Linked DNA regions of Homo sapiens: all the other regions are linked to region 1. A link is a loop called in an ENCODE intact Hi-C map of the cell type or tissue named here. Cell type or tissue: PC-3. All regions are shown on one strand. Links, peaks and the distances in the headings refer to the core of each region. The heading gives the core; the rest is flanking DNA. Region 1 overlaps LINC02733 (long intergenic non-protein coding RNA 2733). Region 2 overlaps BEST1 (bestrophin 1). Region 3 overlaps RAB3IL1 (RAB3A interacting protein like 1). Region 4 has its middle 16 kb from the start of INCENP.

Region 1 (5,821 bases), core at 404-5,403:
TTCATGAGAAGGTCATTTTCCCTTGACCTTCTTAGTCTGTTCAGACTACCATAACAAAACACCATAGACTGGGTGGCTTGTAAACAATACAAATTTATTTCTGGCAGGGCATGGTGGCTCACACCTATAATCCCAGCAGTTTGAGAGGCCGAGATTGGAGGATGGCTTGAGCCCAGGACCTTGAGCCTCAAGACCAGCCTGGGCAACACAGGGAGACCCTGACTCTACAAAAATTTTTTTTTAAAAAAATTAACCAGACATGGTGGCACACAATTGTAGTCCCACCTACTTGGGAGGCTGAGGTGAAAGGACTGCTTGAACCTGAAAGGTTGAGGCTGCTGTGAGCTATGATCGCACCACTGCACTCAAGCCTGGGTGACAGAATAAGACCCCATCTCATATATATATATATATATATTTTTTTTTTTTTCTTTCTTTTTTTCACAGTTTTGGAGGCTGGGAAGTCCAAGATCAAGGTGCCTGCAGATTTGGTATCTGGGGAGGGCCTGCTTTCTGGTTCACAGACGGCATCTTCTAGAGTGAGGGGTCTCTTTAGGGCCTCGAAGGACACTTATCCCATGCATGAGAGCACATTAAGTCTGCTCTCATGACTTAATCACTTCCCAATGGCCCTGCCTCCTGATACCATCACCTTGGGGGTTAGGTGGGGAGACACAAACATTTAGACCATAGCACCTTCCCTTTCCTTCATATTAAGATACAAAGTCCATTTGCTAGACATTAACACCAGAGGAACTGCACCTTATACATGGATTAGCAAGGACTGAGAGATGATTACAGGACCCCTGCAACCATCCTGACCTGTTGGGAGCCAAAAAGACCAAAGGGATCATGACCAACTCAGCATTCCACTGGAGGCTATATGATCAAACAGCAAACTGTTTATCATGAATGCAGGATGTGAGCGAACTCACGACTGTGCCTGCCTCCAGGAGGCTTGCTGAGGGTCATCACTCCCTGGCGCTGGGCTCCTTGAAGTTATCTGCTGGGAAATCTAGCACCTATTGTTCCAAGGATGCAGTCTTGCAAGCCTGCTGTGAATCAAACTGCCGGCGGACAACCACTCCCCCTCCTTCTTGTTATCTCTTTTACCAATAAATATGGAGGGCTGTGTAAAGCTGGGGCCCCTTGTCCACTAGAGGCAAAGTGCCCCTGACCCATTCTTCCAAATATACTCTTTTGTCTTTATCTTTTACTCCTGCATTTGCCCCCTTTGTTTGATCCACCAGGGATCATGGCTGTCTACAAGTGGCACCCCAAACAGCAACACAATCAGGCGCACAACAAGTGGCGTCTGAACACAGGACTTCAAGGATGTGAGCGAAGAAGGTCTGCTGGAGCAGAGGAACTGAAATTGACAAGGCAAACACGGACCCCGGAACGAGTCTGCCAGCAGCAGATATAAGGTCAGTGCCCTAAAGAGGTACTGATCAGTGTCCTAAAGAGGTATTGGAAGCAGTGCTTTAAAGAAGTCCTGGACGGGAAGTTTTTGCAATCAGGGTAACATGGGGCAGAATTTGCCTATTGAAGAATAACATTATCTGCAGTTTCTCAAAGTTCTGTTGAGACAGTTTGGGGCTCAGGTTAGTTCTCAGACACTAACTAAGCTGCTGCAGGAGGTTATTTTGCATAACCTATGGTTTTCACAGGCAGGCACTCTTGATGTGGAAAACTGGGACAGAACAGCAGAAGGATTAAAATGGGCTCATCAAAAAGGTCTTAAAGTTGATTCTTCTGTTTTCTCCACTTGGAGTTTAGTTCGTACTATGCTTCTGCCATTATCTCCTTATTATTCTGCAGGACAGCAGGCTGAATCTAAAAATCTGAAAGAATCTGTTGTCCCACCCACAGCTCCAATTGAAAATAAGAAACAGGAGAGGGAGGATAAAAATTGGCCTATACCACCTCCTCCAGTTGCAGAAATGTCTGTACTGCCTCCTTCAGTGGCAGAAATAGAGACCCCAATACAAAGAATTTTATGCTCTGCTGCCATGGCTGGAGAGCCCTTAGGACCTTATGCTTTTCCTATTTCCATAAGGCCTGATCCAAATAATCCACAGCAGGTTATTCATGAACACACTCCACTAGAGTTTAAGTTGTTGAAGGAATTAAAAGCGAGTGTAGTAAATAATGGCATATGGAGCCCATTCACTTTAGGATTGCTAGAATCTGTGTTCAGTGCTATGTGTCTTTTACCCTTTGATGTGAAACACTTGGTGTGAACTTGCTTGTCCACTAGTGCATATCTGACATGGAATTTAAATTGGCAAGAAATGTGTGCAGAGCAGGCTAGACAGAATCGTGTTGCTGGACATGGAGATATTTATAAAGGATATGCTGTTATGTAATGGCCCTTATTCAGACCTGGAACGACAAATGACACTCCCAGAGGCTGCTTATCAGCAGTGTGCACAGGTTGCTAAATGCACCTGGGCCACAATTCCTGAAGAGGGAGTCCCAGCACAATCCTTCTTACATATCATGCAAGGGTCACAGGAGCCCTATGCGCAATTTCTTGCAAGATTACAAGAGGCAGTGAAGTGTCATATTCCTCACACTGCGGCTGCAGAAATGCTAACCTTAACTCTAGCTTTTGAGAATGCAAACGCGGATTGTAAACGTGCACTGGCACCAGTGAGGTGTACAAAAAACTTGGGAAATTTTCTCTGAGCTTGTCAGGATGTAGGAACTGAGCTTCATCCATCTGCAATGTTAGTGCAAGCAATGGCTAATTCAGCAGTTGACAAATCTAAAAGGAGCCAAGGGTCAAACTCTAAAATGGGAAAATGTTATAATTATGGAAAAACTGGACATTTTAAAAAGGAATGCCACCAGATCTCAGGACAGAAAGGACCTTACAATGCAGTGCCCCACTCAGCGGAAAAAAATGCCAGGACTTTGTCCTCGCTGTAACAAAGAAAATCACTGGGCTAATCAGTGCCACTCAAAATTTCATCAAAATAGCACCCCCGTCGGGAAACGAGACAGGGGCCTGGACCCAGGCCCCTCAAACAATGAGGGCATTCCCAGTCCAGACCTCAACCCCATTTCAGGGATGGGTTCCCAGAGGCACATTGATTCCCTCACCCCAGGAACACCAGGAAGTGCAGGATTAGACCTACCTGCCAGAGAAAGAATAACAGTAGTTGGTGGAGACAAACCTATCAAAGTTCCCACTGGTATTTGGCGACCTTTACCAACAGGATACACAGGATTAATTTTAGGCAAAAGCCATCTTAACTTACAGGGCATCACTGTAGTCCCGGGAGTGATTGACTCTGATTATGAAGGATAAATTCAAGTAGTTTTAATGTCGCAAGATCTTTGGGTTTTTGAACTGGGAGAATATATTGCTCAGCTATTGCTTATTCCCTGCAAATTACACCCTTCTCCACAAAAGGAGATGCAAGGAAACAAAGGGTTCGGGAGCACAACTGCATGGGAAATCTATCTATCCCAACCCATAGCCTCTAGTAGACCCACCTGTGTAATACAAGTTAAAGGAAAGAAATTTTATGGGCTTATGGATATAGGAGCTGATGTGTCAGTAGTATCTAAAGACAATTGGCCCCCATCCTGGCCCTTGCAATTAACTTCTATGTCCCTATTGGGAGTAGGAACAGCTCAAAGTGTTCAACAAATGCTGAGATTTTACCTTGTCTTGGTCCAGATGGACAGTCATGTACTTTTCAGCCTTATGTTGCAAATATAGCTGTCAATTTATGGGGTTGAGACTTACTTACAGCATGGGATATGAGGCTTATAAATGAAAACTTTGATAACCAGAATTTAAAATGTTGAAGGTCATGAGATATCAGAGTAGAAAAGGTTTAGGGAAATTTCTACAAGGAAACCCTAACCTGATATCAGTAACTGGAAAAACAGATAGAAAAGCATTAGGACGTCAGGATTTCTGATGGGGGTCATTGATATTTCTCCTCCGCCCCCTGCCTTATCATTAGAATGGCTTAGTGACAAACCTGTGTGGGTGGATCAATGGCCCCTAACACAGGAGAAGCTAGGTCAACTTCACCTGTTGGTAAAAGAGCAATTGAATGCAGGACATATAGAAACGTCAGTTAGCCCCTGGAATTCACCGGAATTTGTTATTCCAAAAAAGTCTGGAAACAATAATGACCTCTGGGGTTTCAGCTCAATGCTCAGAACTAATTGCAGTCATTCAGGTTTTACAGCTCACAGCTTCAGATCCTATCAACGTTGTCTGTGATTCAGCTTATGTTGTAAATGTAGCCAGTCACGTATAACAATTATATATTTTTATATATATATATATATATATATATATACACACACACACACACACACACACACACAATCACATATAGCAGCCTTTGGTAAGCTTAGCTATGTTCATGCAATTATAAACACTTATTCTCATATGCTGCATGCTACATGCCAAACAGGTGAGACAGCTGGTCATGTACAGTGACATTGTCTGTCATCATTTGCTCATATGGGGATACCTAAACAATTAAAAACTGACAATGGACCTGCTAATACTAGTCACACTTTTAAAAATTTCTTACAGCTTTGGGCTATAACCTATAAAACAGGAATTCCTTATGACCCTAAAGGACAAGGCATTATAGAGCAGGCACATCAAACATTACAATGCATATTGAAAAGACAAAAAAGGGATATAGGAGGCCAACTACCACCTCAATCAAAACTACATTTAGCCTTATTTACCTTAAATTTTTTGACTCCTGGTATGAATGGTAAGACTCCAGAAGAAAGACATTGGCAATTGTTAGATGAAAAGAGGAAAGTTTATCTGAAAGTGTTATAGAAATCCCCGGAAGAAGGACAATGGAAAGGTCTGGTGTATTTACTAATATGGGGACGAGGGTATGCTTGTGTTTTTACAGGAGATGGATAAGCCGTGTGGGTGCCCTCAAGGTGTGTGCGACCATGGAACGGGAGACTTGAGGAGCCCAGGGTGGCCAACCATGGGCCCGGTCCCTCCGGTACGAGCCGTGAGCCAGCTGAGCCTGAGTGCAAAGACAGAGAGAAGTCCGACCAGAGCCCAATGACATCAACCCCCATAAGCTGGGGACAACTCAAGAAAACCATGCAGGAAGCTGAGAAACTACTGTAGCATCAGGGACAGGCCAGAACCCCTGATTCCATGTTCTTGGCCATGTTAGCCATAATGTCCAATGTGATATGTTTTCCCTGTGCAGAGGCAAAAACATATTGGGCATATGTTCCCAATCCCCCAGTAGTATGACCTATTCTTTGGAGTGACACTCCTCCTGAGCTTTATCATGATCAGGGAGAGTGGGCTCCAGGACTCCTGACTCCCCCTGACATAGAACAGTTAGACTCTCAGAATAATGTCATTAATTATACTGCTCCACTGGAAGGACTTCCTTTGTGTATCACCACAAAGACATCGCTCAGCCATAGCTGTCTTAAATTCAAGCTCAAACATGGTTGAGTCACTATGAAAAAGTCATGCACCTGTTAAGTCTTGGTTCTATTAACGTAACTGGTGTGCTAACCAACCATTCCTGGCCCAATCACCCTAATTGTGCTGATTATACGGAATGGGTTCCATTCAGTATTTCCTACCCCCATCTATGGACCCAGTGTCTTGGTCCACTGGCTAGAAAACAATCTATGTTAACTGGAGACATTGTGGATTGGGGACCTAAAGATCAATTAGATGGAAAAGATGAAAATCAGAAATCATGGCACAAACTTCGCTGGCATTGGTGGCAAGCTTTTAATGCTTCTTCTTTATACAATACTGGGATCCAATCCCAGTCTGCTACCC
Region 2 (5,000 bases), core at 1-5,000, 91 kb after region 1:
GCCCCAGGCAATGCCCATAATATCCTAAAGGTTCCTTGAAGTTAAGTTTCAAGGATCAAGTTTCAGTTTTCTATTTTAGAATAGAAACATTACTCTTGGGTTCAATCCAGTAGCTCATCTGCCCCCCAGTCTCCTTAGGCACTGATTCCTTCATGCTGTGCTTTGAGAAAGGAAGCCTAGGCTGACGAGACCATCTTGCCTCCCTGTAGATCGTCACAGCTACCTGTCTCTGGGGATCCCTAGTATAACACATTCAGTGTTCCCCTTTCAGTCTTACTACTTTGACCGCGATGATGTGGCTTTGAAGAACTTTGCCAAATACTTTCTTCACCAATCTCATGAGGAGAGGGAACATGCTGAGAAACTGATGAAGCTGCAGAACCAACGAGGTGGCCGAATCTTCCTTCAGGATATCAAGGTGAACAAAAGATCCTAGGGGTGTCATACTTCATCATCTGGCAGTGTTCGGGTATCAGAAATCACTTAAACTAGCAATTGCCCTTATAAAGTGATGATACACTGGGCTTTTGCCTTTTGTGCTTTTTTAGGCTTACCATCTAAACTAAATTAGGCAAATAGTAATGTCCCTTTTGCCAAAACGTGGTGGTTAGAGATGATGGGCTTGCTGACTTCTAGGTTAGTTGGTAGAGATGCATTAACCTATTCTCATTCAGAAACCAGACTGTGATGACTGGGAGAGCGGGCTGAATGCAATGGAGTGTGCATTACATTTGGAAAAAAATGTGAATCAGTCACTACTGGAACTGCACAAACTGGCCACTGACAAAAATGACCCCCATGTGAGTATTGGAACCCCAGGAAATAAATGGAGGAAATCATTTGCCTTAGGGATTGGGAAAGCTGCCCACTAACTGTCTTCCCCATTGTTTTGCAGTTGTGTGACTTCATTGAGACACATTACCTGAATGAGCAGGTGAAAGCCATCAAAGAATTGGGTGACCACGTGACCAACTTGCGCAAGATGGGAGCGCCCGAATCTGGCTTGGCGGAATATCTCTTTGACAAGCACACCCTGGGAGACAGTGATAATGAAAGCTAAGCCTCGGGCTAATTTCCCCATAGCCGTGGGGTGACTTCCCTGGTCACCAAGGCAGTGCATGCATGTTGGGGTTTCCTTTACCTTTTCTATAAGTTGTACCAAAACATCCACTTAAGTTCTTTGATTTGTACCATTCCTTCAAATAAAGAAATTTGGTACCCAGGTGTTGTCTTTGAGGTCTTGGGATGAATCAGAAATCTATCCAGGCTATCTTCCAGATTCCTTAAGTGCCGTTGTTCAGTTCTAATCACACTAATCAAAAAGAAACGAGTATTTGTATTTATTAAACTCATTAGTTTGGGCAGTATACTAAGGTGTGGCTGTCTTGGATTCAGATAGAACTAAGGGTTCCCGACTCTGAATCCAGAGTCTGAGTTAAATGTTTCCAATGGTTCAGTCTAGCTTTCACAGTTTTTATGAATAAAAGGCATTAAAGGCTGAAGTAGTCTGGGATTTTTATCTATTAAGCTAACCATTTGATTCAGGCTGTTGTAGGACATGTTCTTCAGTGTGGACAGCTGTATGGCTGTGACTGGATCAGTGTCCTGCTGGTGTACACACAGGTGAGGACCTGGCTGGCGAAGCATCCCCATTAGGAAGCAGGTTAGGAATGTGCTTCATCCCTAGTGAGAATGAAAGTATTAACAGCATAAGTATGGAAGGTCCCTTCATTTCAAATACCAAAATGTTGCAGTAGGAGGGCAAAGGTTGAGACGATCCTTTTTTTTTTTTTTTTGAGACAGTCTCACTCCGTCGCCCAGGCTGGATTGCAGTTGCTCAATCTCACTGCAACCACCACCTCCTGGGTTCAAGCAATTCTCCCCTCAACCTCCTGCGTTGGGACTACAGGCACACCACGACGCCCAGCTGATTTGTATTTTTTTTGGTAGAGATGGGGTTTCATCATGTTGGCCAGGTTGGTCTCAAACTCCTGACCTCCTGTGATCCACTTGCCTCCACACCCAGCCCAAGACAAGATTCTTAAATATTAACATCCTTTGCTGAACAGGCCACAGATGTTTGCCAAGTTCCTGTCTAGCCCTAGAAGCAAGACTGAAATTGTTGCCCTTTTAAGTTTTCAATCATAATAGCTGCGTGTTCTGACCGTGAAAGTAACTGCTTGAGAATCCAGAAAAGGGAAGTTACACTTCCTCCCACGTGATTGGGGCTGAAGTGGGGTGTTTATAATTGGGTGAAAGTGTCCAGGAAATCTGGAATAAAGGGAAATATCTGATTTTGTGACAGCTTTGGGCTGACCCCAAGGAAGCAAGAAGTATTTTGGTGAGGTTCCCAGGCAGTGAGAAAATGACCTAAGGGCGCTGGACACCCTCAACCTCACCATCTACCAGTTCCTAGGAGTGAGGCAGTTCCTGCCACCCTTTCCTGTAGTGCTTGGGTACTACCCTAAATAGTTATGGGGGAAGTGTTCATCTGTCATCCAGCTGACTGCCACCTCATGGTTTTGGGTCAGCCACCCTTGCTCAAAGTAAGTTGGGGCCAGTGATAACATCTGCTCAGCTAAGCCTGGCCTGTCAGCCCTGGGGCAGTTCTCCAGCAGCATTCTGGTCAGCACAACCTCATCTTCCTTCACCTGGTCCCAAGAAGTCTTCCGGGTGATACCAGGGTGAAGTGAGAAAAGGTCCCGAACACTTCCCTAGGATCCCTGTGAAGGTGGCCAAGTATATACCCCAAGCCAGTGCTGGGCGTAGGTCCAGTGTGCTCTGGCAGTGATGGAACCCTAGGAAATTGTGGAGGAAGGGTAGGCTCAGAGCAAGGGAAGCTGGGGTGGGGCACAGGGCAATGCAGTGCCCCTGGTTCAGGTGGAGGACAGACCTGTTTTCCAAGGCCCAATAAGGATCCATGTGATCTTTGAGTGTAGTGTGTATGTTGGTTGGTGATTGTTCCAAAGGTTCTTTGAGGTGATTTTCGGGGATCTCTGGCATATCCGTCAGGTTAAACTCCACAGTTTTCCTCCTCACTTGAGATACTTCTGGGTGCTCCATCAAGGCCCCATCGCTCTCTGAGAGCAATTCAAAACTTTTCTTGGCCCCAGAACTCACAGTCTTTAAGCTTTTGTCTTTGGTGTCTATGCCTGTGACACTGTGAAGCTTTGACGGCGCTGATGGTTCTAGGGGGAAGAACATGGGAGTGGGGCTGAGGGGCGTCTGTGGGGCACTGTAGTAGCCTGGCCTCTGATACAGTGGGGCAGACTTGAAGGCGTCCACAGCCTTAAGCTTCCAGGCCTTGTTGTCTTCCTGGCCCCTAACGTTCTGTTTGGCTGCCTTGTGGTTTTTGGGCAGGCCCTCGTGGAGAAGGGATTCCCTCTTGGGCCACAGTAGTTTGGTCCTTGAGTTTGCCCTGGGAGGATGGTGATCATGGGACTGCAGGCCTAGGAAGCGGCCAATGATGCCAGCGTGAGCATCCTCCTCGTCCTCCTGATTGGGCTGGAACTCCATCTCCTCTTTGTTCAGGCTGGAAAGAAACAGGAGATGCAGGGCTGAGCCAGTGGACAAAGGACCAACACCTGGCCTTACTTCTCCCTTACCCCCGCTCCTCTCTCTCAGTTGGCCCAAGCCAAGGCCACACCGTCTTCCTCACCATGCCCCAGCTCTCACCTCTCTCCTGATCTGTCCTGTACCTCCCGGTGATCCCTCCAGGCCCAGCTCACCTCACTGTTTGTTGATTCCCTCTTGACCAGAGTTAACATCCAACCCCCGCAACCACCCCGCCTGGCGTGTAAAGGCCTCCTCATCATTCACTTCCCCTGTAAAACCCCTCACTCCAGGCAGTCAGAAACACTGGTGCCCTGGCATGAGTGGTTCAGATGAGGCCCATGAGTGACTCTGGGCAATGCCAGGAATTTGTGGTTCCAACTGGGAGTGACATCCACAAAGAGAAATTTGACTTCCTAGCAACAGGCATCCCGGGAGCCCCAGACCTTTACCCTGCAAGGGAAAGCTTATCTACCAGAGAGTATGGCCTGCCCTTGCCCAAGTTCAGATTCTTCCCATGTTCCATGGCTCAGCTCCAGACCCAGCTGGAAGCCGCCTCCCAGGCAGACAAAGATGACTGTGTTCCATGTTCTGTCCCTTTTCTGGACATCCAGTACTTTGTACCTTGTATCCAGAGTTTGAGGCTTGGGTTTGAGCTCCCTCCATAAATTGTGCATTCCTTGGAGACAAGGTCTATGCTTTATCGTTCTGTTTTCAGCCCTCCCCACCCCTCAACAACCTTCAGCTGCTGGGGTACAGACCATGTAGGGCTCAAAGTCATCCTCCAGAAATGTTTCTGACCTAAGCAAGCCTCCAGCCTTCATTTGATCACCTTCCCAACCCTTCCTCACACTATCTATAGACTGTAGTTAAACTCGATTGCAGTCTAGTAGGATATTTGGTTCTTAAAAGAACAAGCAGCCAGGCACAGTGGCTCACACATGTAATCCCAGCACTTTGGGAGGCTGAGGAGGGTGGATCACCTGAGGTCAGGAGTTCGAGACCAGCCTGGCCAACATGGTGAAACTGTCTCTACTAAAAATACAAAAATTAGCCGGGCTTGGTGGCTGGCACCTATAATCCCAGCTACTCAGGAGGCTGAGGCAGGAGAATTGCTTGAATCTGGGAGGCGGAGGTTGCAGTGAGCCGAGATTATGCCACTGCACTCCAGCTCTGGGCAACAAGAGTGAAACTCCGTTTAAAAAAAAAAAAAGAAAAGAACAAGCGAGAACAGCACTGGATACCGTGGAAGAAACCCTTGAGTATGAACCCTGACATGTGCCCAACACTCTCCAAGGCACTTTCAACTCTGTTGTCCTGGGGAGAAAGGACCAGCTGGGATAGCCCTTCAGCCCACTGCAGCTCAAGAGGGATTCAGATGGAATCAGGGAAGTGGGACCATGTGGGGATAAGTCTGGCTGCTGTGGGTGGCCTGAGCCCTTTACTCG
Region 3 (5,821 bases), core at 468-5,467, 150 kb after region 1:
GAAGCCGGGTGGGGGAAGGGAGGCCTGCCCCTCCCCATGCATCCTCTCAGCTGCTGCATCTTCCCTGTATGCAGGGGTGAGGGAGAGGGGCAAGCCCCAGCCAGCCCCCGTGACCCATTTTGCTTTCCCCTAGCACATGTGCCCTGAGCGGGCTGACCCGCACCTGCCGCCACCGAATCCGGCTCGGGGACTCCAAAAGCCATTACTACATCTCGCCATCTTCCCGGGCCAGGGTGAGTCAGCCTTTGCAAGCGTTACTTGACTCCTTTGGGGCCACCTGGGTGCTGGGACACTGGGCCCTGGGCCTGGGAGTATGAATAGCACTACACCTTGATTTACTTATTTTATTTATTTATTTTTTGAGACAGAGTCTTTGTCACCCAGGCTGGAGTGCAGTGGCACAATCTCAGTTCACTGCAATGTCTGCCTCCCAGGCAGACATTAGCAATTCTCCTGCCTCAGCTTCCCAAGTAGCTGGGATTACAGGCATGTGCCACCACGCCCAGCTAATTTTGTATTTTTAGTAGAGATGGGGTTTCACCACGTTGGCCAGGCTGAACTCGAACTCCTGGCCTTAAGTGATCTGCCTGCCTCGGCCTCCCAAAGTGCTGGGATTATAGGTGTGAGCCACCACGCCCAGCCTTACATCTTGATTTACAGAGCAGGGTACAGGCTCAGAGAGGCGCAGAGACTGACTCGGGCCACACAGCCAAGCCAAGGGCAGTGGTTTGCTATTACGGTGTAACAAATTACTATCAACCTGGTAGCTTAAAATAGCGCAGTTCCCCATGTTGGAGTCTAAGCACTACTTACTTACTGGATTCTCTGCTCAGGGACTTGCAAGGTCGCAGTAAGCTGTCAGCAGACTGTGTTCCTTTCTGGAAGTCAGGGTCCTCCTCAAAACTCACATTGTTGGCAGCATTCAGTTCCTTGTGTTTGAAGGACTGAGGCCCCTATTTTCTTGCTGGCTGCTGGCAAGGGGACACCCTCAGCTTCTAGAGGACACCCGCAGTCCCCTGCCACAGGGCCTTGTTGCACAGGGCAGCTGACTTCAGAGCCATCAGGAGGGCCACTCTCCAGTCGGCTGAGATGCAGCCTTATGTATGAAATGTCATGGGATGACATCGCCCCCCTCTGTCATTCAATGTCACCTAATCCAGGAGTGATGCTAGAGTTCCAGTTAGAGTGCGGGGCTCCTGACGCCCAGACTCAGGTGCTGGCCGAAGCTTTGGAAAAGGTTCAGCGGTGCGTCTGGTGCACCAGCCTTAAGTCGGCCGTGAGTGCCAAGGGGCCTCTAGGAATCCCAGCTCCCACCCTCCCCTGCCGAGTGACCCAGACCAGGACAGGGGTTCTCACCAAGCTGGGGATTGAGGACAGGGATTCCTCTTCCTCTGTCCCTCTGTTGACTCTTAAGAGGATTGAGGGGAACAAGAGAACATGTTTGGAAACACGTTTCCAGTGACACAGCTTGAGGAACCATCTCAGGCCTGCTAGAGGCTCCTCGCAGGGGAGCAGGTCTAAAGGGGACAAATGGTCCCTTTGCTGGCAGCAGACTATACTGTCCTTGATGAACTCCACAAGGCATCCGAGCGTGAGTCCTCCCAGCGGTGTGCTGAGCACCCATTTACCAAAAGGGAGGCTGAGCCTTGGCAGAGGAAAGGGGTGTGTTCAGGGCCACACACCGAGACCTGGGATCCTGGCTCTGAGTCCACTGCAGCCCCTACCCTGTGGATTTGTGCCCACTGAGCCTTGTTCAGTGGCCACTTATCTCCATCACCGCTTTCCAGGCCCAACCATGGCTCAACAGCAGGCCCCACAAAAGATGTTCCCGTGCTCAACAATGTCACCTCTAGCACTTTAAGTCCCTGGCCTGGGTGTCCTGCTGCACTGGATGAAGCTGGGGGTGGGAGATGAGGTGAGGAGGGTCTGAAGTTTTAGGATGTGGTCCCTGCCCTGAAAGACCAAGACATGTGGGGTCCACAGGGAGAAGTGTTTTCTCCCTAGCACACTCCCTGGAGAGGGAAAGCCCCCTCCCTGCTACTCCCTGCTCATGAGCCTCTGTGGGCATCCACTGTCCCTGCTCCTGTCCTGAGCTCTGCCCTGCCCCACCCTCCTGCCGCAGCCTCTCCTCAACCCTCCCTGTGCAGCGGTGTCCCTGCCACGACGGGCTGGTCCCCCGACCTCGCCCCGCTCTCTCGCACCTCCCTATCTTTGCCAGGCCACCACCGTCCCGCCCCTCCCCGAAGCTTCTCCACTCCCCAGCCTGCGGGTGCCCCTCTCACTTGATGTCCCTCCCCAGGAGTGTTGGACATTCAGTAGGGGCTGTTGCGGGCGGGCACAGCCGCCGGCTACCTTCCACCCTGTCTTAGGCTGGGTTCCGAAGAGGCAGAGCCTCACCTGGAGATTGTGTGCAGCTCCCAGGAGAATGAGGGAAGGGACGGGGGAGTCCAGCCAGGATGTGGCCTTAGCTACAGCCCAGCTTCAGCCCCATCCACCGGGCTCTTAGCAGAGTTGATTCCACCCTGAGGCAAGGGGACTGTCCTTTCTATCTCCACACAAGTCAGTCATCGGCTGAGGTCTACAGGAGGAGTGAGTACAGAGGGGGGCACCTCTGAGCCATTAGTGCCCCCACTCTCAGCAGCTGGGAGATGGGGCCCGGGCCTGGGAAGGGGCCCTGGGCCAGGCACCAACAGTACCCTCTCCGTGGTGTGAGTCCTCATAGCAGTGTCTGAGCCAACACAGGGTCCCCGGGGCCTGGCATGGAGCAGGCCTGAGGCCCCAGGGGCCCCGGGCAGCCCAGGTGAGCGGCTTCTGACCCCCTTTCCTTTCCCAGTGTTATCAGTAGCACTGGACTGAGGCCTGGCTGGCCCAAAACTCCAGCATCTGGAGCAAGCCGGCCTGTGAGAGGGCGAGTGTAGACTCCGGGACAGCCTGCCCGGTTCATCTCACAGCTCTGCTGCATGCTGGTTCATTAGCTCCGCCATCTCCGTGATGGATGTCAGCGGCTTTCCCCGGGTGGCTCCGCTTTCCCCCATGTAAGATGGAATAATAAGCGCGTCTGCTCCGTTCGCTGCAGGCGCTTGATGAAATGGCTGCTGCTGCTGCTGCTGCTATTACAGCAGGGCTAGTCATGCTGTTGTTGATTACTACTTGAAAGCCCAGTCCCAGCTGAGTCAGGGAGCACTGCCTGGCTCTGCAGGGACCTGGGGCCTCCTGCTCTGGACTCAGATCCGCCTGTCAGGGGACCCCCAGCGTGGGGCTGGCAGGTCACACCGTCCCCACCTCTGCCCACAGATCACCGCAGTGTGCAACTTCTTCACCTACATCCGCTACATCCAGCAAGGCCTGGTGCGGCAGGACGGTGAGCGCCCCCTGGTGGCCGGTGCAGGGATCGCACACGGGAGTGGGGCTGGATGGGGAAGTGCCCTCTGGGCCCACCTGCCCCTAGTGGAGGCAAGACTCAGCTAGGAGGCTGGGGAGCGGGGAGGGTTGTGGTTTAGTAAAGCGTTCACAAACTTCCTGGGTGCTGAGCTCTGTACCTGAGTCCGTCCGGCTGGTCTTTCTCCTGTCCCCAAACCTCTCCCGGCCCCGCACAAGGGGGCCACCCCTGTGAATCTCTCCCTGGCCCTGGAGGTGGTGGCCCCTCCTCCTGGTCACCTGAACACAGGGTCACCCACCTCCAGCCTTTGCTCCCACTCCACTCCATGCTGGACAGGGCCTCCCTCCACCCCCTCCCCCCACAGCCCATTCTGCAAGGCCTGGCTCCCCGCTCCTCCACCAACCTTTGCTCGCTGCTGAGTCTTCTCCTGAACCAGTCTGGCCCGACCCTCTGAGTAAGGAGCTATCTCCTCTCCATCCTGGGGGTCAAGTCCTCTTGGAGGCCAAGGCCAAGGCATGCTGGGTGTTGACACCTGCTAGGTCCCTGGATGGCCGCTGTGGTCCCCGCCTCACTGCGCAGGGTCCTTGTGAGACCCCAGGGAGGCATCTGTGCCTTGTCTAATGTAGTTCCCAGGTCTGGACCACCGCTGTGGCATGTGACAGCGTGTACCTGCTTGTCTGCGTCGGGCTGTGGGGGTGGCCGTCAGTGTAGTGCAAACAGATCCCTCGGGTGTGGTCGGCACTCAGCAGTTTCCAAGGCTCAAGAGTGGAGCCTCAGAGAGGTCCAGCCACTCACTGAGGTCATCTGTTTTGGGGGCCGGGGACCCTAGGGTGCTGTGCCAGCTGCTCTGTCCAAAGCCACAGGAGGGGACCTGGCCATCTGCCCGAGGTGACCCTGAGCTGTCCCCGACCTGTTCACCCTCTCTCTGCCTGCAGCAGAGCCCATGTTCTGGGAGATCATGAGGTTGCGGAAGGAGATGTCACTGGCCAAGCTCGGCTTCTTCCCCCAGGAGGCTTAGGGCGCGGCCCAGGCCTGAAGGGGAGCTCTGAGACAGAGCAAACACCCACCCCAGAACAAGCCGACACACAGGGAGACGGGGGCCTGGAGCCAGCCCTGAGCCAGAGGCAGAATGGATGGACAGACAGGCCATGGAGGCAGCACTGAGCCAGCACCACACGTCCATCCTGGGACAGACGGGCCTGGACTTCACGGCAAGACCCCCCTCTCTTCCCCACTGGGTTCTGCCACCACCAGGAGGATTTCAAGAAAGCACCAAAGACCAGGGAGCTCGGATCCATACTCGGGGGGCCTCAGCCCTTGGGAGGGGACACCTGAGGCAGCCAGCGCCCCCTCCCCAGTCCCCAGAACTGCCTGCAGGTGCCTTGTTGCTGGCTTGTCTTCAGAAAGGGACTGTTCTGGGTGGCTGGATCTCCAGGGTACCCTCCACCCCAGCTGCCAAGCCCTGGGCCAGCAGCACCCCCTTGTGGCCATCCTGTGCCTTGTTCCCGGTGGCCTCCCTATTGGACTACTAGGAGGGGCTGGCAGGGCCTCCATAGCACAGAATTGCCCCAAAGCCTTGTTAAGATGAGTCAAGACCCCTCCCCCGCTTCCTCCCTTCCTTTCCCCCTTCCTCCCTCCCCCTTCATAAAGGCCTCCCTTGTCACCTTCCCTCCCACCCCGTCTCAGCCCTGTGCTCCTGGAGGCCCTGCTCCCAAAACCGCTGGAAGGACTGGGGCACTTTCTGCCACAGTAGAACACAGACAGGGCTTCAGATCACCCACGCCTGTTTTCAGCTGTGGGTGGCCATGCAGACACGCGCCCTGGCATGTGGGGCCTGGGTGGGCAGGCAGGACCTGGGCCCTCCCACCCATCAGAGCCCACTCAGGACCAGCGTTCGGAGCTCCCACCTGGACGCATCCCTCACCACGTCCGGATTTCCTTCTTTGGATGGAATGTAACGCGATCTCTATTTAATAAAGGCAGGCTTTGTTGGTACAGGCTGGGTGGCCACGCGCCCTCACTCCTGCACCCTGGGGCTCTGGCCAAGGCTTGGGCATCTGAAGGAATGAAACCAAATCCTTTCCCTGCCCGCCCTCGTGCTTGGGATTAAACCCAAATCCTGAAGCCACCCCACCTCCGCCATCACCACTTACTTGCTGTGGGGAGGACTATTTGAGTCCTCCCTTAGTATTCAGAGGGCTGTGGGTTACTGGGGGATGAGCCAGGCCTCCCTCTCCCCGTGGCTGGTGGCCTGCTGTTGGGAAGAACGGCACCAAGGCTGGCTCTCCCACTGCCTCACTGTGGCACCTTGGCCAGGTCCTCCCCTGGGTCTCCTTGCATCCAGCAATGGTTACCTCCAGTCTCACAGAAGCCTGCAGCTCAGAGGCAAAGCATCGAGGCTGCCTGTTGCTCAGTGGGACAGTGGCAGGATTGATTGGTGAT
Region 4 (5,821 bases), core at 410-5,409, 54 kb before region 1:
TCTCCCTGCCTCAGCCTCAGCCTCCCAGCTGGGATTGCAGGTGCCCGCCACCACACGGGACTAATTTTTGTACTTTTAGTAGAGGCAGGGTTTCACCACGTTGGCCAAGCTGGTCTCAAACCCCATTCTTTCCAGAATTACACTCTTTCTCTTCCTGTGATCCAGTGCCTGGAAGAGTTGCCTCATATTTTTTGTCTAGTTTTTCTGTAGTTTATGGTGGGAAGGCTAATTCTGTACCGGTTCCTCCACCATAGATGATAGCAGAAGTCACCCATGCTGTGTTTTATTTGAGGGCCTGTGTGTTGAAGTCTCAAAGGCTCCCTCTTGTTAGTTGTTGCCCTGTGATGATGGTGATGGCTGAGAGGCTCATTTACACCAACTAAAAAATGTGCAGACGGAAGGTTAATAAAAGAGTGCCTTTTGCCGGGCGCGGTGGCTCACGCCTGTAATCCCAGCACTTTGGGAGGCTGAGGCGGGTGGATCACGAGGTCAGGAGATCGAGACCATCCTGGCTAACGCGGTGAAACTCTGTCTCTACTAAAAATACAAAAAATTAGCCGGGAATAGTGGCGGGCGCCTGTAGTCCCAGCTACTCGGGAGGCTGAGGCAGGAGAATGGCGTGAACCTGGGAGGCGGAGCTTGCAGGGAGCCAAGATCGTGCCACTGCACTCCAGCCTGGGCGACAGAGCAAGACTCCGTCTCAAAAAAAAAATAAATAAATAAAAATAAAAATAAAAAAGAATAAAAGAGTGCCTTTTATCAACTTGCAGTAAAGAATAAAATTTCATCAGACTAGAATGTTTGTGTGCATATTATTGTTCAGTCTCTTTCATAAGCAGAGCACATGAGGAAAATGATAATCAGCCCCTTTTTTTTTTCCAGAGAGAGGATCTCAATCTGGCACCCAGGCTGGAGTGCAGTGGCATTATCATAGCTCACTGCAGCCTCAACCTCTGGAGCTCAAGCAGTCCTCTGCCTCAGCCTCCCAAGTAGCTGGAACTACAGGCACATGCTATCACACCCAGGTAATATTTTACTTTTTTGTAGAGATGTGGTCTCACCATGTTGCCCAGGCTGGTCTCAAACTACTGGCCTCAAGTAATCCTCCTGCCTTGGCCCACCAAAGTGCTGGGATTTTAGGCGTGAACCACTGCACCTGGCCAGAGGCTTTTATTGAGGGTTTAGTATGAAGAATTATTGTCATGAGTAGCCAGTTAACCTGGGGGCAATCCAGTGTGTTCTCTCTCTAAGGCACAATGGAAGCCACGGATAATCTGAAGGTTGTCAGTACTCACGGAGTTAGCATGGGGTTGCTAATAGTTTAGAGGAATATTTACCAATTAGAGGAATTATTAATGGCATCAAACTATGGAGGACGCCTCAGACACAGCCAAGGACCTAGTAAGGCACACAGGGAGAACGCCATGTGATCATGAAGGAAGAAGGCCAATTCGAGGAATGGTTAATGGCATCAAACTATGACAGCTTAGTGCATTCCATTTATATCAGAGAGAGTCTTGCCGATGGAATCAGAAATACATGAAGTCCTCCAGCCATAACTCCCTGCATCTATCTCCACCTAAAAGGAGAACCTGTCCTTTAGAACAGGAGATACTTCAGGTTTGGTGACTGAAACTCATTCTCCCTTATACAGCGCTTGGATAGGAAATGCCAACATTTGCTTCTCTGACTTTCCTTTTGCTTTGCTCAGGTGACCTTGCGTGTCTCTGCTCTGATCCCTTATAAGTGATCTCAGAGTTGAGCTCCCAGGTGACAACTGTGTTTTCCGTTTTCCTCATTTCCAGCTTCATCAGAAGCACCTCTCTGTAGCTCCAAGTATTGAAGGTAGTCGAGCACGTTAATTCTTCATTGCATTCTAAGCCTAACTTCTATTACAGAATAGTTTGTCTGGCTGTGGGCAGTCCAGCTTTCTCTGTTTCTTTGTCATACTTTCTTTGTAAGGGCACAGCACCCTTTTTTACCCTGGCTGACAAAGACATTGTATAAGGAATTCCTGCTCAGGATGAGTCACTGGACTGGAGATTCGAAGTTCACATATCCTTACAATTTGAAGTTTTCCAGTCGTTGGCTGCTTTGGGGAAGTCAACTTAATTTGGTTCAGCAAAATCAAAGTAACCACTGAAAAGTGTTTGAGGGATAAATCTCTGCAAAATCTGTATTCACTTGCTAGAGCTGCTGTAACAGTGTCACAAACGGAGCAGCTTAGACCGCAGAAATGTGTAATCCCACGATTGTGGAAGTCAGAAGTCTGAGATCAGGGTGTTGGTTGGGTCAGCCCCTTCTGAGAGCCATGAGGGTGAATCTGTTTGGTGCAGCTGTCGTGGCTTCTGGTGTTTTGTTGTTGTTATTGTGTTTTTTTTTTTTTTTGAGATGGAGTTTCACTCTTGTCGCCCAGGCTGGAGTGCAATGGTGCGATCTTCAGCTCACTGCAACCTCCACCTCCTGGGTTCAAATGATTCTCCTGCCTCAGCCTCCCAAATAGCTGGGATTACAGGCGCCGCCACCATACCCAGCTAATGTTTGTATTTTTAGTACATGGGGTTTCACCATGTTGGTCAGGCTAGTCTTGAACTCCTGACTTCAGGTGATCCACCAGCCTCCGCCTCCCAAAGTGCTGGGGTTATAGGCGTGAGCCACCACACTGGCCTGGCTCTGGTGTTTTGCTGAAAATCTGCCTTCATGATCACACGGCATTCTCCCTGTGTGCCTTACTAGGTCACGTAGCTGTGTCAGAGGTGTCCTCCACAGCAAAAGTCGCAGTGGGAGGCAAACCAAACATGAGGTGGTATCTTGCTTTCCCTGCCACAGAAGGACGGGTCATGGTAGTTCCCCAGCAACTCCAGAAATAGCTGGAGCTCGTGCAGCCTAATGAAACTGTGGTGCAGTGGCGTGGGCCCCGGACTTGGAACAAAAAGCCCTGGGGCACCTACGTGACTTAGAGGACCAGTGTCCCCATCTGCAGAATGAGGGCATTAAAACATGTTAAAACATAAAAATGAAGGTGGCTTCTTAAGGTCCCTCCACCGCCAAAGATGAATTCTTTCAGCAACAGGGCAGTCAAGCTTTAATCTGAATTTATAAATGAGCACCATACTGTAAATCCACTAGGGGGCAGTAACTGTTCGCATTTGGATCCACTGATCCGCAGGCCTTGAACTACCATGACACCTTTATTAGGAAAGCAAGAGGCAGGTGGGTGGGATAAGGAATCTGGTTTTCCCCTCCATACCAAGCTACAATAAAGCCTTATGAATCGTGGCCATTTGGGGCAATAAAAAAATGAGTATTTTGTTGTTTTCTGCATCAGCTTGAATTTCCCTGGATTTTACCCTTTACCCATGAGGATGGATCTCTTTTTCTTTTTCTTTTTTCTTTCAGACAGTTTCACTCTGTCACCCAGGCTGGAGTGCAGTGGTGCAATCTCACCTCACTGCAACTGTCGCCTCCCAGGTTCAAGCGATTCTCCTGCCTCAGCCTCCCAAGTAGCTGGAATTACTGGCATGTGCCACCACGCCCGACTACTTTTTGTATTTTTAGTAGAGACGAGGTTTCACCATGTTGGCCAGGCTGTTCTGGAACTCCTGACCTCAAGCGATCCGCCTGCCTCAGCCTCCCAAAGTGCTGGGATTACAGGTGTGAGCCACCGTGCCCGGCCTCATCTCTTTTTCTTAATATGTTACTTGTTAAGTTTCAGAATTTCAGACCTGAAGGGACCCTTTGCAGTTGTGGTGAGTAGCTAGCTCAAGGCAATGGCAAGTAAATGGCAGGACCAGGAATACAAACCATCAAGTCTATTTTCTCAGCTGTATGATGAGACGTGATCTCTGAAGTTCCTTTAGGTCTAAGAGTCTGGCTCTCTGGTCTTCATTATCCAGACTGATTTCTGCTTCCCTGTGGTGGATCTAAGCATTAAATTGGGCTGGTAGGTTGACTTTTCTGAATATGGAGAGCTGGATTATCTAAAACTTTCTCATCAGAATGGAATTTAATTAAATCTTATTAAATCCATTGTATCACATTAAATCTCAAGTTGCATTCATTAAAATGGTAGTTCTCTGGACTTTTGGATTTCACAGAGTAGCAAAATTTGCAAATACGTTTAAGCATTGAGTTAATTTTATTAAGTAAATATGTATGGGTTTTTTTTTAACACCTATCTCTTATTATCCTACTATTATAAAAGACATTTAAACTCAAAAAGAAGAGGGCATGCAATCTCAGAATACGTCAAAGTGACACAAATAAATTCCTTTATGAGGCCAGGCACGGTGGTTCACACCTGTAATCCCAGCACTTTGGGAGGCCGAGGCGGGCGGATCACCTGACGTCAGGAATTAGAGACCAGCCTGGCCAACATGGTGAAACCCTATCAATACTAAAAATACAAAAATTAGCTAGGCATGGTGGTGGGCACCCATAATCCCAGCTACTCAGGAGGCTGAGGCAGGAGAATCACTTGAACCCAGGAGGTAGAGTTTGCAGTGAGCCAAGATTGCACCACTGCACTCCAGCCTGGGCGACAAGAGTGAAACTCCATCTCAAAAAAAAAAAAATTCCTTTATGAAAAACTCATTGCATTGTTCTTATTTTTCTCGTATTGTACAAATCAGTAAAATCCTTGTCAGCCACTGGATCCAGCCTACAGATCAGCCTTGAGAACGTCTGCTTAAAGCAACTGACAATGTTATAAAAGTTCCTCCACAAAAGAGCTCTGCTGCCTGTGAATGCCTCCTTGAAGAGACAATGAAGGCAGAACACATATCCAAGCTGGGCAAAAGAAAACAGTGGGGGTCAAAAAGTATGTCTTTAAAGCTGCACTTCCAAAGAACTTCCTGAGAGATTTGTAATTTCTATTTCTGTATGATAAAACACTATTGGTGAGGCATGGTTGTTCATGCCTGTAATCCCAGCATTTTGAGAGGCCAAGGTGGGCGGATCACCTGAGGTCAGGAGTTCAAAACAAGTCTGGCCAACATGGTGAAACCCCGTCTCTACTAAAAATTAAAAAAAAAATTAAAAAAAAAATTAGCCAGGCATGGTGGTGCATGCCTGTATTCCTAGCTACATGGGAGGCTGAGGCAGGAGAATCGCTTGAACCCGGGACGGGGAGGTTGCAGTGAGCCGAGATCATGCCACTGCATTCCAGCCTGGGTTATGGAGCAAGACTCCCGTCTCATAGGAAAAAAAAACAAACAAAAAAACCCTACATTCTTAAGGCCTAAAATGTACTAAAAATAAAACAGGAAAACAAAAATGGGGGTAGGGTTCCTTCTGTGAATGCAAACATGCTTGACCAATGAGATGTAGTTGAAAACCTAGACCACTGGTACAGACTGAATTGTGTGGACTCTCCATACTCACATACAGCAGATGCAGAGAAGGGCACAGAGGGAGGGAGTGATAAATCTGAAGATAAATGGAGAATTCAGAATTCTCGCTTTGATGTACTCAGTGGCTTTTTGGCAAACCGTCTAATCCCAGTCTGCAGTTTGAAAGAACACGCTATAATTGTTAGCAGCACCCACTCAGATAATGCTGGAACTTGTTTGTAAATAAAGTTCCAGCTTTGACAAACCACATGCTCCTCACAGCCATTTATGCACTTTGCTTCATCTGTCTCTTATACTGTCTGAGAAAAAAATAGAGATGGGGGGTCTCACTATGTTGCTTAGGCTGGACCCGAACTCCTGGACTCCAGCCCATCCACCTGTCACAGGGTGAACCCCCACATTGGAGTTCAGCCCAGGAGGCGACGTGAGTTCTTGGCTTTGCACAGGAAGGAATTCAAGAGTTAACAGAG

Evidence for each region. A loop is a pair of places that touch in the nucleus more often than their neighbours do. Peaks named below come from ENCODE experiments on the same cell type or tissue, not always from the same donor. Only the 100,000 strongest peaks of a DNase experiment are listed, where the experiment ranks them.
Region 2: a loop joins it to region 1, with 4 times the contacts of the local background. A loop is called at or near these places in 24 of 110 quality-filtered maps.
Region 3: it touches region 1 in a loop (8-fold over the local background); 24 of 110 quality-filtered maps call a loop at or near these places.
Region 4: it touches region 1 in a loop (4-fold over the local background); 3 of 110 quality-filtered maps call a loop at or near these places.

The regions. Positions count from the first base shown.
Region 1 is chr11:62,051,358-62,057,178 of GRCh38, reverse strand. It overlaps LINC02733 (long intergenic non-protein coding RNA 2733), which reads left to right. Exons shown (of 3, transcript NR_183616.1): 2 at 1,251-1,427; 3 at 4,911-5,821. Among named protein-coding and RNA genes, the nearest start is that of LINC02733, 28 kb to the left of the region's middle. In PC-3, for the core only: a CTCF peak has its summit at 2,470; DNase peaks (open chromatin) are centred at 2,488 and 4,198; H3K27ac peaks cover 2,207 bases.
Region 2 is chr11:61,960,787-61,965,786 of GRCh38, reverse strand. BEST1 (bestrophin 1) reads right to left here. Exons shown (of 11, transcript NM_004183.4): 10 at 2,894-3,532; 11 at 1,326-1,683. The coding sequence ends at 1,665. FTH1 (ferritin heavy chain 1) reads left to right here. Exons shown (of 4, transcript NM_002032.3): 2 at 272-418; 3 at 675-800; 4 at 896-1,502. The coding sequence ends at 1,060. Among named protein-coding and RNA genes, the nearest start is that of FTH1, 4.3 kb to the left of the region's middle. RefSeq lists an enhancer at 1-147. In PC-3, for the core only: no CTCF peak of the experiment used is centred there; no DNase peak of the experiment used is centred there; H3K4me3 peaks cover 1,572 bases; H3K27ac peaks cover 3,551 bases.
Region 3 is chr11:61,896,854-61,902,674 of GRCh38, reverse strand. RAB3IL1 (RAB3A interacting protein like 1) reads left to right here. Exons shown (of 10, transcript NM_013401.4): 8 at 134-233; 9 at 3,295-3,361; 10 at 4,315-5,374. The coding sequence ends at 4,397. Among named protein-coding and RNA genes, the nearest start is that of FADS3, 8.2 kb to the right of the region's middle. RefSeq lists enhancers at 3,087-3,156, 2,268-3,239, 3,207-3,256 and a silencer at 3,607-3,656. In PC-3, for the core only: CTCF peaks have their summits at 1,128, 3,371 (motif pointing left), 4,638 and 4,853 (motif pointing left); DNase peaks (open chromatin) are centred at 3,374 and 4,864.
Region 4 is chr11:62,105,496-62,111,316 of GRCh38, reverse strand. No RefSeq gene overlaps it. Among named protein-coding and RNA genes, the nearest start is that of INCENP, 16 kb to the left of the region's middle. In PC-3, for the core only: CTCF peaks have their summits at 2,924 and 3,133 (motif pointing right); DNase peaks (open chromatin) are centred at 1,996 and 3,146.